Linked DNA regions of Homo sapiens: region 1 is linked to region 2. Evidence: chromatin loops called from intact Hi-C (ENCODE). Cell type or tissue: PC-9. All regions are shown on one strand. Each heading gives the region's core, and the rest is flanking DNA. Links, peaks and the distances in the headings are about the cores only. Region 1 has its middle 110 kb from the start of MIR4693. Region 2 overlaps PDGFD (platelet derived growth factor D).

Region 1 (8,002 bases), core at 2,781-5,280, 180 kb after region 2:
GGACACTTGGGTTGGTTCCAAGTCTTTGCTATTGTGAATAGTGCCGCAATAAACATACGTGCGCATGTGACTTTATAGCAGCATGATTTATAGTCCTTTGGGTATATACCCAGTAATGGGATGGCTGGATCAAATGGTATTTCTAGTTCTAGATCCCTGAGGAATCGCCACACTGACTTCCACAATGGTTGAACTAGTTTACAGTCCCACCAACAGTGTAAAAGTGTTCCTATTTCTCCACATCCTCTCCAGCACCTGTTGTTTCCTGACTTTTTAATGATTGCCATTCTAACTGGTGTGAGATGGTATCTCATTGTGGTTTTGATTTGCATCAAATCAAACCAGTGATGGCGAGTGATGGCGAGCATTTTTTCATGTGTTTTTTGGCTGCATAAATGTCTTCTTTTGAGAAGTGTCTGCTCATGTCCTTCGCCCACATTTTGATGGGGTTGTTTGTTTTTTTCTTGTAAATTTGTTTGAGTTCATTGTAGATTCTGGATATTAGCCCTTTGTCAGATGAGTAGGTTGCGAAAATTTTCTCCCATTTTGTAGGTTGCCTGTTCACTCTGACGGTAGTTTCTTTTGCTGTGCAGAAGCTATTTAGTTTAATTAGATCCCATTTGTCAAGTTTGGCTTTTGTTGCCATTGCTTTTGGTGTTTTAGACATGAAGTCCTTGCCCATGCCTATGTCCTGAATGGTAATGCCTAGGTATTCTTCTAGGGTTTTTATGGTTTTAGGTCTAACGTTTAAGTCTTTAATCCATCTTGAATTAATTTTTGTATAAGGTATAAGGAAGGGATCCAGTTTCAGCTTTCTACATATGGCTAGCCAGTTTTCCCAGCACCATTTATTAAATAGGGAATCCTTTTCCCATTGCTTATTTTTCTTAGGTTTGTCAAAGATCTGATAGTTGTAGATATGCTGCATTATTTCTGAGGGCTCTGTTCTGTTCCATTGCTCTATATCTCTGTTTTGGTACCTGTACCATGCTGTTTTGGTTACTGTAGCCTTGTAGTATAGTTTGAAGTCAGGTAGCATGATGCCTCCAGCTTTGTTCTTTTGGCTTAGGATTGACTTGGCGATGAGAGCTCTTTTTTGGTTCCATATGAACTTTACAGTAGTTTTTTCCAGTTCTGTGAAGAAAGTAATTGGTAGCTTGATGGGGATGGCATTGAATCTATAAATTACCTTGGGCAGTATGGCCATTTTCATGATATTGATTCTTCCTACCCATGAGCATGGAATGTTCTTCCATTTGTTTGTATCCTCTTTTATTTCATTGAGCAGTGGTTTGTAGTTCTCCTTGAAGAGGTCCTTCGTGTCCCTTGTAAGTTGGATTCCTAGGTATTTTATTCTCTTTGAAGCAATTGTGAATGGGAGTTCACTCATGATTTGGCTCTCTGTTTGTCTGTTATTGGTGTATAAGAGTGCTTGTGATTTTTGTACATTGATTTTGTATCCTGAGACTTTGCTGAAGTTGCTTATCAGCTTAAGGAGATTTTGGGCTGAGACAATGGGGTTTTCTAGATATACAATCATGTCATCTGCAAACAGGGACAATTTGACTTCCTCTTTTCCTAATTGAATACCCTTTATTTCCTTCTCCTGCCTAATTGCCCTGGCCAGAGCTTCCAACACTATGTTGAATAGGAGTGGTGAGAGAGGGCATCCCTGTCTTGTGCCAGTTTTCAAAGGGAATGCTTCCAGTTTTTGCCCATTCAGTATGATATTGGCTGTGGGTTTTTCATAGATAGCTCTTATTATTTTGAGATACATCCCAACAATACCTAATTTATTGAGAGTTTTTAGCATGAAGGGTTGTTGAATTTTGTCAAAGGCTTTTTCTGCATGTATTGAGATAATCATGTGGTTTTTGTCTTTGGTTCTGTTTATATGCTGGATTACATTTATTGATTTGCGTATATTGAACCAGCCTTGCATCCCAGGGTTGAAGCCCACTTGATCATGGTGTATACGCTTTTTGATGTGCTCCTGGATTTGGTTTGCCAGTATTTTATTGAGGATTTTTGCATCAATGTTCATCAAGGATATTGGTATAAAATTCTCTTTTTTGGTTGTGTCTCTGCCTGGCTTTGGTATCAGGATGATGCTGGCCTCATAAAATGAGTTAGGGAGGATTCCCTCTTTTTCTGTTGATTGGAATAGTTTCAGAAGGAATGGTACCAATTCCTCCTTGTACCTCAGGTACAATTCAGCTGTGAATCCATCTGGTCCTGGACTCTTTTTTGTTGGTAAGCTATTGATTATTGCCACAATTTCAGAGCCTGTTATTGGTCTATTCGGAGATTCAACTTCTTCCTGGTTTAGTCTTGGGAGGGTGTGTGTGTCGAGGAATTTATCCATTTCTTCTAGATTTTCTAGTTTATTTGTGTAGAGGTGTTTGTAGCATTCTCTGATGGTAGTTTGTATTTCTGTGGGATCGGTGGTGATATCCCCTTTATCATTTTTTATTGCGTCTATTTGATTCTTCTCTCTTTTCTTCTTTATTAGTCTTGCTAGTGGTCTATCAATTTTGTTGATCCTTTCAAAAAACCAGCTCCTGGATTCATTAATTTTTTGAAGGGTTTTTTGTTTCTCTATTTCCTTCAGTTCTGCTCTGATTTTAGTTATTTCTTGCCTTCTGCTAGCTTTTGAATGTGTTTGCTCTTGCTTTTCTAGTTCTTTTAATTGTGATGTTAGGGTGTCAATTTTGGATCTTTCCTGCTTTCTCTTGTGGGCATTTAGTGCTATAAATTTGCCTCTACACACTGCTTTGAATGTGTCCCAGAGATTCTGGTATGTTGTATCTTTGTTCTCATTGGTTTCAAAGAACATCTTTATTTCTGCCTTCATTTCATTATGTACCGAGTAGTCATTCAGGAGCAGGTTGTTCAGTTTCCATGTGGTTGAGTGGTTTTGAGTGAGTTTCCTAATCCTGAGTTCTAGTTTGATTGCACTGTGGTCTGAGAGACAGTTTGTTATAATTTCTGTTCTTTTACATTTGCTGAGGAGAGCTTTACTTCCAACTATGTGGTCAATTTTGGAATAGGTGTGGTGTGGTGCTGAAAAAAATGTATATTCTGTTGATTTGGGGTGGAGAGTTCTGTAGATGTCTATTAGGTCCGCTGGGTGCAGAGCTGAGTTCAATTCCTGGGTATCCTTGTTAACATTCTGTCTCGTTGATCCGTCTAATATTGACAGTGGGGTGTTAAAGTCTCCCATTATTATTGTGTGGCAGTCTAAGACTCTTTGTGGGTCTCTTAGGACTTGCTTTATGAATCTGGGTGCTCTTGTATTGGGTGCATATATATTTAGGATAGTTAGCTCTTCTTGTTGAATTGATCCCTTTACCATTATGTAATGGCCTTCTTTGTCTCTTTTGAACTTTGTCGTTTTAAAGTCTGTTTTATCAGAGACTAGGATTGCAACCCCTGCCTTTTTTTGTTTTCCATTTGCTTGGTAGATCTTCCTCCATCCTTTTATTTTGAGCCTCTATGTGTCTCTGCACATGAGATGGGTTTCCTGAATAGAGCACACTGATGGGTCTTGAGTCTTTATCCAATTTGCCAGTCTGTGTCTTTTAATTGGAGCCTTCCTCTGGAAGTTTTGTCTCAGAGGACTACCTAGCCGTGTGAGGTGTCAGTCTGCCCCTACTGGGGGGTGCCTCCCAGTTAGGCTGCTCGGGGGTGGGGGGTCAGGGACCCACTTGAAGAGGCATTCTGCCCGTTCTCAGATCTCCAGCTGTGTACTGGGAGAACCACTGCTCTCTTCAAAGCTGTCAGACAGGGACATTTAAGTCTGCGGAGGTTACTGCTGTCTTTTTGTTTGTCTGTGCCCTGCCCCCAGAGGTGGAGCCTACAGAGGCAGGCAGGCCTCCTTGAGCTGTGGTGGGCTCCACCCAGTTCGAGTTTCCTGGCTGCTTTGTTTACCTAAGCAAGCCTGGGAAATGGCGGGCACCCCTCCCCCAGCCTCGCTGCTGCCTTGCAGTTTGATCTCAGACTGCTGTGCTAGCCATCAGGAGACTCCGTGGGCGTCTCGCTGCCAGGACCTTCCCAGCCATGTGCGGGATATAATCTCGTGGTGCACCGTTTTTTAAGCCCGTCGGAAATGCGCAGTATTCGGGTGGGAGTGACCCCATTTTCCAGGTGCCCTCTGTCACCCCTTTCTTTGACTAGGAAAGGGAACTTCCTGACCCCTTGTGCTTCCCGAGTGAGGCAATGCCTCGCCCTGCTTCAGCTCGTGTACGGTATGCTGCACCCACTGTCCTGTGCCCACTGTCTGGCACTCCCTAGTGAGATGAACCTGGTACCTAGGATGGAAATGCAGAAATCACCCATCTTTTGTGTCGCTCACGCTGGGAGCTGTAGACTGGAGCTGTTCCTCTTTGGCCATCTTGGCTGCTTCCCACAATAATTGTTAAGTAGTCTTTAAGGTTTATAAATCCCTTTCATATGTATTATTTAATTTACTCCTCATGACAGCCATATAAGGTATCATCATTACTTTCCCTGTTTTGCATGTTGGGAATTGGGCCTCAAAAAGGAAAAATGATTTATTTGTCCAAGTTTACTCAGTAAGAATCAGAGCAAGTTTTCAGGCTTTGTTTCCCTGACTTCAAATACTAAGCCTTTTTATTCCCCAGGGCATGAACTCCCACTCAAGTTCAAGTGAAACTGCTTAGAAGTAGTATATATATATTTATAAGTATAGTGCAAACAGTTAGGTCCCAATGATACTTCATTGTCCAAATGCAATAACTAAAATTTTTTGAGAACTTCAAGCACTGTCTAAACACTTTGTGTGTACTGACTCATTTAATCCTTATGAGAATATTATGAGGTAGTCACCATCATCTTCATCATCTTCATTACCATCTTCTTCCCCATATTACAGAAACTAAGGCACAGAAGTGTTAGAGATAATGATGAGCATCTCAAATAGCTCATGGTAGATCTGGGATTTGGACCCAGGCAATCTGATGTAAAAGCCCCTGCCCTAAATCTCTACACTCTGCTTCCTATTACTGAGACTGGTCATAAACATCTGTCACTGGAACCATCCCTCTCAGACCTAGCACATGCACCAGAGCTCAAGGGTGAAATAGGAGTTTCAATGTAATCCATTGTTTTGGAACTCATAATCCAGAACCTATTGTGTAGTTTTGTTCCACCATTCATTCACTTACTCATTGAAACATTCACTCATTCATCCATTCAGTGGATACCTACAGATCTCTTACTGCATGCCAAGGTTTCTGCTGGGAGCTCTGCCAGCAACTGTGGGCCCTGGGCCTCTCCGCAAGAGTCTCTCCCATCCTGCCTCGTGATGTTAATCCACATACCTTCATGCTCTCTCTGTGGTGCCTCCAATCCTGCACACAGCATTCCAGGCATCTATGCACGGATACCCCCTTTCCACTTACACAAAGCCCTTTATATTCAGCAACATTCTATAGCTCCTCACAGCAAACCCTAGAGGATGGAGCAGTCATTGTTGCTGATTCCCACTTACAGATGAGAGAGTTCAACTTTTGCTTTTTTAGTTAAACCTCTGTATCAAGGTAACTCTCAGAAAAGTCTTCCAATAATTAAATATTACATTTGGAGAGTGAAACATCATTGGCTCTCAGCCACAGGGCTACAGGGGTGTTATGTATAATTGGATAACTAATAATAAACTACCAAAATTTGCCAGTAATTTTTTTCTAAAAAGAAATTTATGTGCGTTCCATGTTATCTCTGTAAGAACCTAGCTTTTACTTGCATTTCTATATGTTTTCTTTTGTAGAAGTAACAGTGCTATAACTGGTGGGTGCTAGGAATTGCTCCAACATGCAATCTCTCTGTACCACAGCCCAGGGGAAGCTGTTGTCAGGAATAGTAGCTTGTCCAAGGTCACATAGTGTCAGAACCGGGACTCAAATGAGGTCCCAATTCCCTAGACTATTGGTGATTTTTTTTTCCACTCCATGACATCCTGTCCCGCTTTCCTACCTCAACTCTGCCTTTTGGAATCCTACCCTGAAAACCTTGTTTTAACAGGGTGGGACCAGGGCCAGAAAAGGTCAGAACGAGTCCACTTACAATTTTTGGACACACTTCTGGAAAGGCTTCCCACAACACCAACAATGACTGCCAGGGCCTGCCAACAGCTCCCAAGTTCTAAGTTGCCAACCCTCACCAAAGATAGCACATGCTAGTCTAATTATTTCTTACCCTTTCAAAGCAAATATTCCTGAAGAAAGACTGGCCTATCACTTGTTAAAATGCATTGTGAGCATTTCTAGGCACTCTGACTAAAAAAAAAAATTTTAAAGCTCTGTCAGTTTCATGCAAATAGTGTGTAAGTTGAAAGCGTACTGTCAAATATTCGAGCCCTGAAGGGTTTGAGGCAAAACCAAGAGAAGCAATCAATGAGGAGATTTTTCATGGACCTTGGCTCATTTACATTCTGCTAATTTACTGAGACAAAGTGAAGCCTGGCAACTAATTGAGAAGGCTCTTGATGCTGGAATATTTTGTGTAAATGAAAACCTGCCAGTCTGGTTTTTTTTTTTTTTTTTTTGAGAAAAATATGCTTCTAAAGACAGAATTATTTAATATTATAGATGTTTAGATTTCTACATTTAAAAGTGTAAAAGTGGACATAAAACATCTTAATTAAATCGGTTTCTCTGCAAAGGACTGAGCAATGGCTTTTGGCTCCTGAAGGCTGGTATTAAATTTAGTGTCTCTTGCAGAACTGAAGTCTTTATGATACCACACTGCGGTAACTGTGAGTGTGGTTGCAAGTGTGAATTATTTGTGCTGAAGGCCTAGGGAATGCTGTTATAACTTAAACTGTTTTAGATCTACAAAGAGCAAATAACTGGAACAGATAAGATTTCCCATTGTCACATGCTGTGGCTTGGAACTCAGACACAGGGAGCCAGTTGGGAAGAGAAATAGGGAAACTTTCTTTATATCTTTTATCTTTCTGACCAAATGAAAGGTATAAACACAGGATTCTGAACTGACTAGCATGTTCATGCAAATGCAGGGAGCTAGGGGAACAAACCCAATGAAGATATTTTACAGTTTGGTATTTTTCGCTCCCCTTCAAATTTAAGGGCAAGACACTTTGCCTGGTATAGTGCCCTTTGGGTTTGGAAAGCACATATTGGGGCTTAATTGAATTGTTCCTTATAATAGTCTGGGACCACACATGTTAGTTACCTCTGCCCCATTAGGCCACAAGCTGGTCCATGATCACCCTTCTTAATTTGCATTTTTGGCTCCTGGTATCAACATCAGGACACTCATTCTGAGGCAGAATGCCAAAAACATAGACCCCAGACGCCCTAATCTAAGTGTTCTAGTTCTGTGATGGTATGAGATTGAGTTAGGCAGACAGAGGACTGGTGAACTGTATATGGATTCTGAAACTGTGAATTGTGCATCTTCTGAGTAATTGGTTTAGAAGCAATCAGGGGTTTAGCTAGAACAGTCGGGTTTCTGGTGTTGGCAGCAGGCTCTTGGAGTGCCTTCGTAATGTTTCATCCTCTTCACGTGTACAGGGCACAGTAAATCAGGTATTTGTAAGTCAGGGCTGCCTGTGCCAGAAGCATGTAAAAATAGCATGTATTGAGTACTACTGTGAGTCAGGCACAGTGCTAAGTGCTTTGCATACACAATCTTCTTCAATCCTTACTTTAGTCCTCTGTGATGTGTATTCTTGTTAACATCCCCAAAAGAAGACAGAAAGGCTAAATAATTTGTCCAGAGTGAAAGACCTGGTAACTGGCAGAGGCAGGATTTGACCCTGTCCGAACTTACCAAGTGCAATGAACAAAATACTACTTCCAGGTAGAAAGAAGAGAGTTGAACATCTAGGTAGAAAGAAGAGAGAAAGCCTCTAGGGATCAGGATGAGTCATGCAGCAGGTCACCGAGCAAGATGATTAAAACACTGGAATCAAGGAACAAATCTCCAAAGTCAGTTTCCAAGAAATGTAATTTAAATG
Region 2 (8,002 bases), core at 2,519-5,018:
GCTTACAGTTGACCTGGATAGGCTCAATGATGATGCCAAGCGTTACAGTTGCACTCCCAGGAATTACTCGGTCAATATAAGAGAAGAGCTGAAGTTGGCCAATGTGGTCTTCTTTCCACGTTGCCTCCTCGTGCAGCGCTGTGGAGGAAATTGTGGCTGTGGAACTGTCAACTGGAGGTCCTGCACATGCAATTCAGGGAAAACCGTGAAAAAGTATCATGAGGTATGTCATTCTTAGATTTCTTGTTGCAATGCTTAATCTATAGGATTCAGGAAGACAGGGCCATTGCATACAGTTGTTCAGGTTGTTCACTGCACAAGGGCACCCAGCCAGGGTTTGATTAGGAGCAGAAATTCTACCCACACTAGGTTTGCCAAGCCAAGTGTCCTGATGACAGGTTAATCCTATCCTGACGAAGGCACTGTTTTTTCTAATTTGAACAATACACCATGTGGATCAACATCAACATTGTTAGAATATATAATCAAATATGTGATACAGTAATTTCAGAGCTTGACCTACTTGCAGAAAGACAGAAAAAAAGAGAAATATGATGTTATTCATTTACAGGATATGACGGCACAATCTCATAAGCAAAACCTTAATTCAATTATATCATTTAATAAATTTGGCACAATAAAGATAGCAAAATATAAATTGTCAAAGATCTTTTTATTTTCTAAATATGAAGTATGTTTCAACCGGAAATGCTCAGTTTATTTTAACTATTATTAAGTGCTACTCAGGGAATCAGCTCTTGGATTATGCAAAAATAGACAAAAGTAAAAGAATATAGGAGGAACAAAAACTTAAAGAGCACAATAACCTTAATAATAGTAACAATGGCATTTATTGCTTGACAAAAACTATTGTAAGTAATCATTAGCTCATTTAGCACCCCATCAACAATATTGTAAAAATGTCACTATTTTTATTCTTTTTTTATAGGTGAGTAAACTGAGCCCTAAGAGGATCAGTAAGTTGGCCAGCATGGCCTGGTCAGTAAATCACAGAGCCAGGACTCCAACTCCAATCCACTGGTTCCAGGGTCTATGGTTTTTCTTATCACTAGTAATATATAGCACTTTATTGAGCATAAAAGATAGGCCGGGCGCAGTGGCTCACGCCTGTAATCCTAGCACTTTGGGAGGCCGAGGTGGGTGGATCACCTGAGGTCAGGAGTTCAAGAACAGCGTGGCCAACATGGCAAAACCCCGTCTCTACTAAAAATACAAAAATTAGCCAGGCGTGATGGCAGGCACCTGTAATCCCAGCTACTCAGGAGGCTGAGGCGGGAGAATCACTTGAACCCGGGAGGCGGAGGTTGCAGTGAGCTGAGATCGCGCCATTGCACTCCAGCCTGGGTAAAAGAAACTCCATCTCAAAAAAAAAATTACATATATATATATATATATATGTGTGTGTGTGTCTGTGTATATATATATATATATATACACAGACACACACACATAGAGAGAGAGAGAGAGAGTAGACTGAAGAGGAGTTAGAGCTCTTCCGTGACATAGGCAGCAGCTCTAATTACTTTATTATTGTGGAAACACATGCAAGTCACTAAAGTTTTGACTCAGTTTTCACATATTTAAATAGGACTGAAAAATTAATATATCAGATAACCCCTTCCAGAGTTGCTCTGAGGGTCAAATAAAATAATGCATATGAAATATATTTTGCAAGATGTTAAACATCATGCAGAAATATGTTTTAAAATATAAACTAAAATATGAAGCAAACATCATTGTTAGGAATTACTGTTTGAGTTGCTCTCCATCAGTGTCCACAGCAATCCCATTACTGGGTATATACCCAAATGATTATAGATCATTCTGCTATAAAGACACATGCACACATATGTTTATTGCAGCACTATTCACAATAGCAAAGACTTGGAACCAACCCAAATGCCCATCAGTGATAGACTGGATAAAGAAAATGTGGCACATATACACCATGGAATACTTTGCAGCCTTAAAAAAGGATGAGTTCACGTCCTTTGCAGAGACACGGATGAAGCTAGAAACCATCATTCTCAGCAAACTAACACAGGAACAGAAAACCAACCACCACATGTTCTCACTCATAAGTGAGAGTTGAACACAGGGACACAGGGAAGGGAACATCACACACTGGGGGCTGTCGGTGGGTTGGGGGTTGGGGGAGGGATAGCATTAGGAGAAATACCTAATGTAGGTGATGGGTTAAAGGGTGCAGCAAACCACCATGGCACGTGTATACCTACGTAACAAACCTGCACGTTCTGCACAAGTATCCCACAACTTAAAGTATAATAATAATTTTTAAAAAGTGTCCACCACAACAAAGGAATAGGTAGTTCTCTCTAAACAAAATCTCCAGCTTTGTAAAACTGTTTTTTGGAGGCTTTTGTGGTGGTGGTGGTGTTTTGGTTTTGATTTCTATTCTGAAAACAACACAAAAATCGTAGTAAGTTAGGAGGTAACTTCTGGATTAAGCAAAAATGAGTATGTAATAATTGATATTTTCAACTTGGAAAATGTAGGAAATTGTTCCACCATGACCATACTTACTTCAGACAGGGAAACACTATTTTAGCCCTACATGGAACATATTTTCTTAAGTCATAAGAATTGCTTGATCCACCCCACTGTTTTCAAAGGAAAAAAAATGTTCTCATATCTAGAGAATGCTATCATCTATGTTCATTGTGTTTTATTTTTGTATGAACTGATGAACTCTAGATTGGATGTTGTCCTTCACTTCTAAGAACCTGAATTTTATAACCTTTAATCATACCCCAAGGATAAATGCAGAATGCAGTAATCAGGTTATAGTTAAAATAATCTAGGAAGTGACAAGGTCTCTACCTAGTAGTAACTGTGAGGAAGAACATTCAAGGTCAGGACTTTGATGTATTTGTGGAGTGCTTTATTTTTATCTTGACTCTATGCTCAGATAGAATTTTTAGCTTGATTTAAAAAATTACTTATTGTGGGAAGAGCAGAGTGAACCATAGACCCCCAAAGACCCTTGCCTCCCAGCCAGTTAGTTTTGAAGAACACTGAAGGCCTGGCTACCCTCCTCCTCTTAGTTCCTTTCTTATCTCTCTACACAATAACCATTACTTGCAAATTTCTGTTCTCAGTTAATGTGTAGAGGGGAAAACTCTTGATCTCTTTGTTCAGTCGCATGAGTGGATTTGAAACATTGGCATCCTTTGAAACTGTATCTAAAGCATCTCTTTAAGACATGTGTCCTAATATTTTTACTTCTAGAACTCTGCAAAGCTCTATAAAATCACTCTGTCAAGTGCTGGATGAAAGGAAAAATAAACATCCATCACCAGCCAGTAACTGCTTACCTGGAACAAACACTCCTGTCATATGCCCCTGAGACTCCTGAAATACCTTTGAGATGTGTCACAATTATCACTGTCAAGTGCCCTGTGGGAAACAGCAAAAGGCTTATTCCATTTCCAGAAGTGGGGGTTGCTTGAGCCTAGTCTCATTAGGGAAAAATTCTAGTCCTTTATTCTGAATTCTGTGTCTGTATTCTTACCTCTGAGAAATGAGAAACCAGTTTCCCCAGCTCATGGTTGCAACTGATGAGATGTGAAATGAGTTTCTGTGAAAGATGAGCACCCTTAAGGGGGTAATGAGACCTTGTCACATAACAGGCTTGTGTGATTCTCCACAAATATTTCAGTGCTCAACCTTAAGGAATTTAAATCTGGGAAACTGGAAAGCTTCTAACGAAGCTAATATTGCTTTTTTCACAGGTCATATTAGTTGTCCTGTAGGGTTTTGAGCGGTTTTCACTGTGCAGTAAAATGTGACTGTCTTTATTATTTCTTGCTCTCAAAAGTTTGTAGGTACCCTGTTGAAGTATTTTTCCTCTTTCTAAACAATCATTCTATGCTTCTTGGAATATACTAGATATAGAGTAGGAAAAATACCTTTTCTTCCACCCTTCCTAGGTTCATGGCTGAGGCCACTATAACAAAAGACAGAATAACAAAGGAAAAGTGTACTCATTTATTGAATATGTTTTACGTGACACAGAGGCCTTGGTAAGGAAGACCCAAAAAAGTGGTTCAACCTGATAATTTTTTACAGTAAGTTTGATAAAGTGTGGATAGTTGTGGAGAAATATGATAGGGCAGAGTATGATCTAATGGTAATAAACTGGGGAAAATTAGCAAGGCCTGTTTGTTCAGATTCTTATTTGTTCTACCTTTGTCTTTGGAGATAAGGATTCTTAGGCCAGGAGCAGTGGCTCATGCCTGTAATCTCAGCACTTTGAGAGGCCAAGGTGGGATGATCCCTTGAGGCTATGAGTTCAAGATCAACCGGGTCAACATAGCGAGACCCCCCCATCTCTAAAAAAAAAATAAATAAATAATAAAAAAAAGGAATTATTTTTAAGTAGCCAAGTGTGGAGGATGTGTCTGTGGTCTGAGCTACTTGGGAGGCTGAGGCAGGAGAATTGCTTGAGCCCAGGAGTTCAAGGTTGCAGCAGAACATGATCATGCAACTGCACTCTAGCCTGGGTGACAGAGTAAGACCACATCTCAAACAAAAAGGCGGGGGGGAATTCTTCTTTCTTCTGGGTATAACAGGGGCACCTCTCGCATGAGGGTCTTATGACTTGCTACATGGGAAGGTCAGAAAATCCTAGGTTTTATGACTTCCTTCAGGATGGAGGGTGAGGGGAAGGTCAGAGTGATCTTTCTGCTTTTCTTGTTTTCTCAAATTCCTTCAGCTTAAAACATTTGGGAGTACAGTGTCCTGAACCCCATCATAGAATATAAAAGATAATTTGGGTAGTGATTTTTGTTAAAGGGAGGATTCCAGAAAAACGTATTGTGTAGACAATTAGAAGAAACTATTATTTCAGTTCTCTTCTCTTGATAGTGTATAATGAAGGAAGAGGATATTTCCTAAAAGTATAGTGACCTATTAAATTATTACTCAACTGTTTTTCATGATTTGGTGCCCTGGCTGTATCCATTTAGTCAACAGCCAAAAACATAGGAAGCATCAAAGAGATAAAGATAGATGTTAATTTCCTCTGTTCTTCCTCTCATAATTTTCTCAGGATGCTTGACCTAACCACCTGCACTGTCTAATAGATCTTCCTGTAGTGATAGGAATAACCTATATTTGCAATGTTCCATATGGTAGTCACTAGCAACATGTGGCTGTTGGGCACTTGAAATGTGTGTAGCACAAATAGAAACTAAATTTTTAATTTTATTTAGTTTTAACTAATTGAAATTTAAATTACCACACAAGGCCGTGACTACCTTGTTGAATGGCACAAGCCTATACCTATCTCTGATTCTGGCACATTTATAGCATCTAGAATCACTTAGACATCTAGACAAAATGAAAAAAAAATGACTTCTTCTTGTTCTAAGGTAGAATTTTGTATTAAACATTTGCATTTTATCACAGTTTAAGAGTTAGGAGATGTATTAATAAATTGGTACAGATTATCCTCAATGATGGTTAGATTTAGATTTTTTTTTTTTTTACTTTTCAGTGGGTTTATGGGGGGGTATTAATGCATTTTCAACTTAAAATATTTTTAACCTCCAATGGGTTTATCAGGATATAGCCCCATCATAAGTCAACGAGCATCTGTATTTATACATGAAATATGAGGTTAGAGTAATACACTGTTGACCTTCAGATTTGAGGTAAAAGAATAGTACTTTGTTTTTACATGTTTGAAACGTCTGTTATTGAAAAAAAAGTACCTAAATTTTCAAATTGAGACCAAAGAAACAGAAAATAAATTTCGCGCAAGGAGTTTTCCTTCTCTAGCAATAGGGAGGGAGTTTTTGGGTCATGATTATACCTAACCATAATAAAAGTCAAGAAAATCTCTTTTCTGTTATTTTTTTGGAAACCTCATAGCTAGAACTTGTGGAGTCTCTCTGCCTCTTGTCCTTTCTCCACCTTTAAGTGAAGCCTCATGGTCTGTGATGTTTTCCTACCAAGAGAGGGCAATAGAGCAGAAAACTTGCAGGACTAGAAAAGATGTGGGTTCTGGTTCCAGCTTTGCCACATGGAGGGGCAACTGAGGACCAGCCACTTAAAACTTCCCAGGGCCTCAGGTTTCCTCACTTAATCCCCATAATAACCTACAATTTTGAGTTCCCAGGCAAACCTGAAATTACATCATATTCATTATCTGTTGTTACACTTTATCCTGCCCCCAAAATCTTAATGAAATTGTGTAAGGAATAAAAACAAATTGGTGGTTGAAATGCTAGGTAAATGCAAAAAGAATAAAGATATGATCCAGAACAGTAAATGTTTATAGACTGCTTATAAAAAAGTTAATTCACTCATCTTGACAATGGCAATGATAACACATGTGCTTCTTACCACCTGGGGATACTGGGTGAATGAAGGCATCTGAAGACTATAAAGTACAAGACAGATGTGGGTGGAATTAGATGAGAGCCTGGTCTGGCTTTCTCAGTTCTGATTACATTTCTTCCCTGATGACTCACTTACAAGTTAGTGAACTCCTTGTTTAAGTATTACAAACTGCACACCTTCTCCCTTCTCAATCTAGCTTCACATCAGGCCTTCCTGCCAAAGCGGCAAACTTGCCACATGGGGCAAGGTACTCCCCAAGCAGACAAGGCCCATCTGTGTCATGAGTGATACCCAATGCTAATGCCATGCTCTGAAATGTAGTGCCCACCCAGGCTTTCCATTATGTTTTCTGCAATTGGTAGGCTGAACATGTAGTCAATAATCCTCTAAGGTGCTGTCAAAATCATTTAACTATTTAGTTCTGTAAAGTTAAAACTGCAACTGAGTACACCTCATAGTAACCCTAGAGTCTCACAGAACGCATCTATTTGAAGTAAATATGCACAGATATCATGATTGCATTTTCAAAATTCATGAGCATGTTATAAACTCCCACTATAACCCAGCTTTTTGTCACCTTCAAGCTTAACTTCTTAATATAACACTGTTGAGCTGTTTGTCATTTATGTCTTTTTAACTGAGTACTGTGTCTTGGGACTTGATATCAGTCCTTCTGTTACAATGCCAGCCACTGCTGTGATTATTGCCTGCAGGTTGAGTAATTACTCAGGGAGGAAATAATATGTTATCCCTTCTCAAGATATTTTTGCTTGTAGTCACTTAGGTTTCAGAATAATTCACTAGCATCCCTTAAAAATATTGACTCTGTGTACATTTTTTATAAAGGCTATAAGCATGAAAGAGATCAAAAGAGAAGCTTTTTTTTTTCCTTGAGAAACTGTGTGTGCTGAAAACAGCCTGGTTTAGAAGTTAGGAAGAGACCGGGCGCAGTGGCTCATGCCTGTAATCCCAGCATTTTGGGAGGCTGAGGCAGGCAGATCACCTGAGGTCAGGAGTTCAAGACCAGCCTGGCCAACGTGGGGAAACCCCATCTCTACTAAAAATACAAAAATTAGCCAGGCGTGGTGGCACGTGCCTGTAGTCCCAGCTACTTGGGAGGCTGAGGCAGGAGAATCACTTGAACCCGGGAGGTGGAGGTTGCAGTGACCCGGGATCACACCATTGCACTCTAGCCTGGGCAAGAAGACTGAAACTCCATCTCAAAAAAAAAAAAAAAAAAAAAAAGGAAGAATCTTAAACTCTTAATGATTTGGGTTTATATAATGCATTTGTCCTGAAATACGTACTTGTGTTCCTAAGTCAGCCATTAATTTGAGAACTGTTACAAGGCCTTAACAGCCTTTTTTTATATTCTCAATAAACAAGAACCAGACTCAGCAGATAGCTTTTCTGCCTGGTATTGTTTTATTAGTGTAAATAGCTTTATGGTGAAGATTTATTCAGACGTTTATTGGCAACAAGGTGAGTAACTGTAGTTAAATATCTTTTGTGATGAGGTAATTTGCAAAACTGAGCATCTTTGATTTTGTATGGTGGTATGAAACCCACCAATTGGCTCAGTCACACTCCATTTAGTAGACGTCAAGTTTCCCTG

The links. Peaks named below come from ENCODE experiments on the same cell type or tissue, not always from the same donor. Only the 100,000 strongest peaks of a DNase experiment are listed, where the experiment ranks them.
Region 1: a loop joins it to region 2, with 9 times the contacts of the local background. A loop is called at or near these places in 2 of 110 quality-filtered maps.

Annotation. Positions count from the first base shown.
Region 1 is chr11:103,735,296-103,743,297 of GRCh38, reverse strand. No RefSeq gene overlaps it. Among named protein-coding and RNA genes, the nearest start is that of MIR4693, 110 kb to the left of the region's middle. RefSeq lists an enhancer at 3,581-4,126. In PC-9, for the core only: no CTCF peak of the experiment used is centred there; no DNase peak of the experiment used is centred there; H3K4me3 peaks cover 923 bases.
Region 2 is chr11:103,919,133-103,927,134 of GRCh38, reverse strand. PDGFD (platelet derived growth factor D) reads left to right here. Exons shown (of 7, transcript NM_025208.5): 6 at 9-223. Among named protein-coding and RNA genes, the nearest start is that of PDGFDDN, 16 kb to the right of the region's middle. In PC-9, for the core only: no CTCF peak of the experiment used is centred there; DNase peaks (open chromatin) are centred at 3,464 and 4,124; H3K27ac peaks cover 2,500 bases.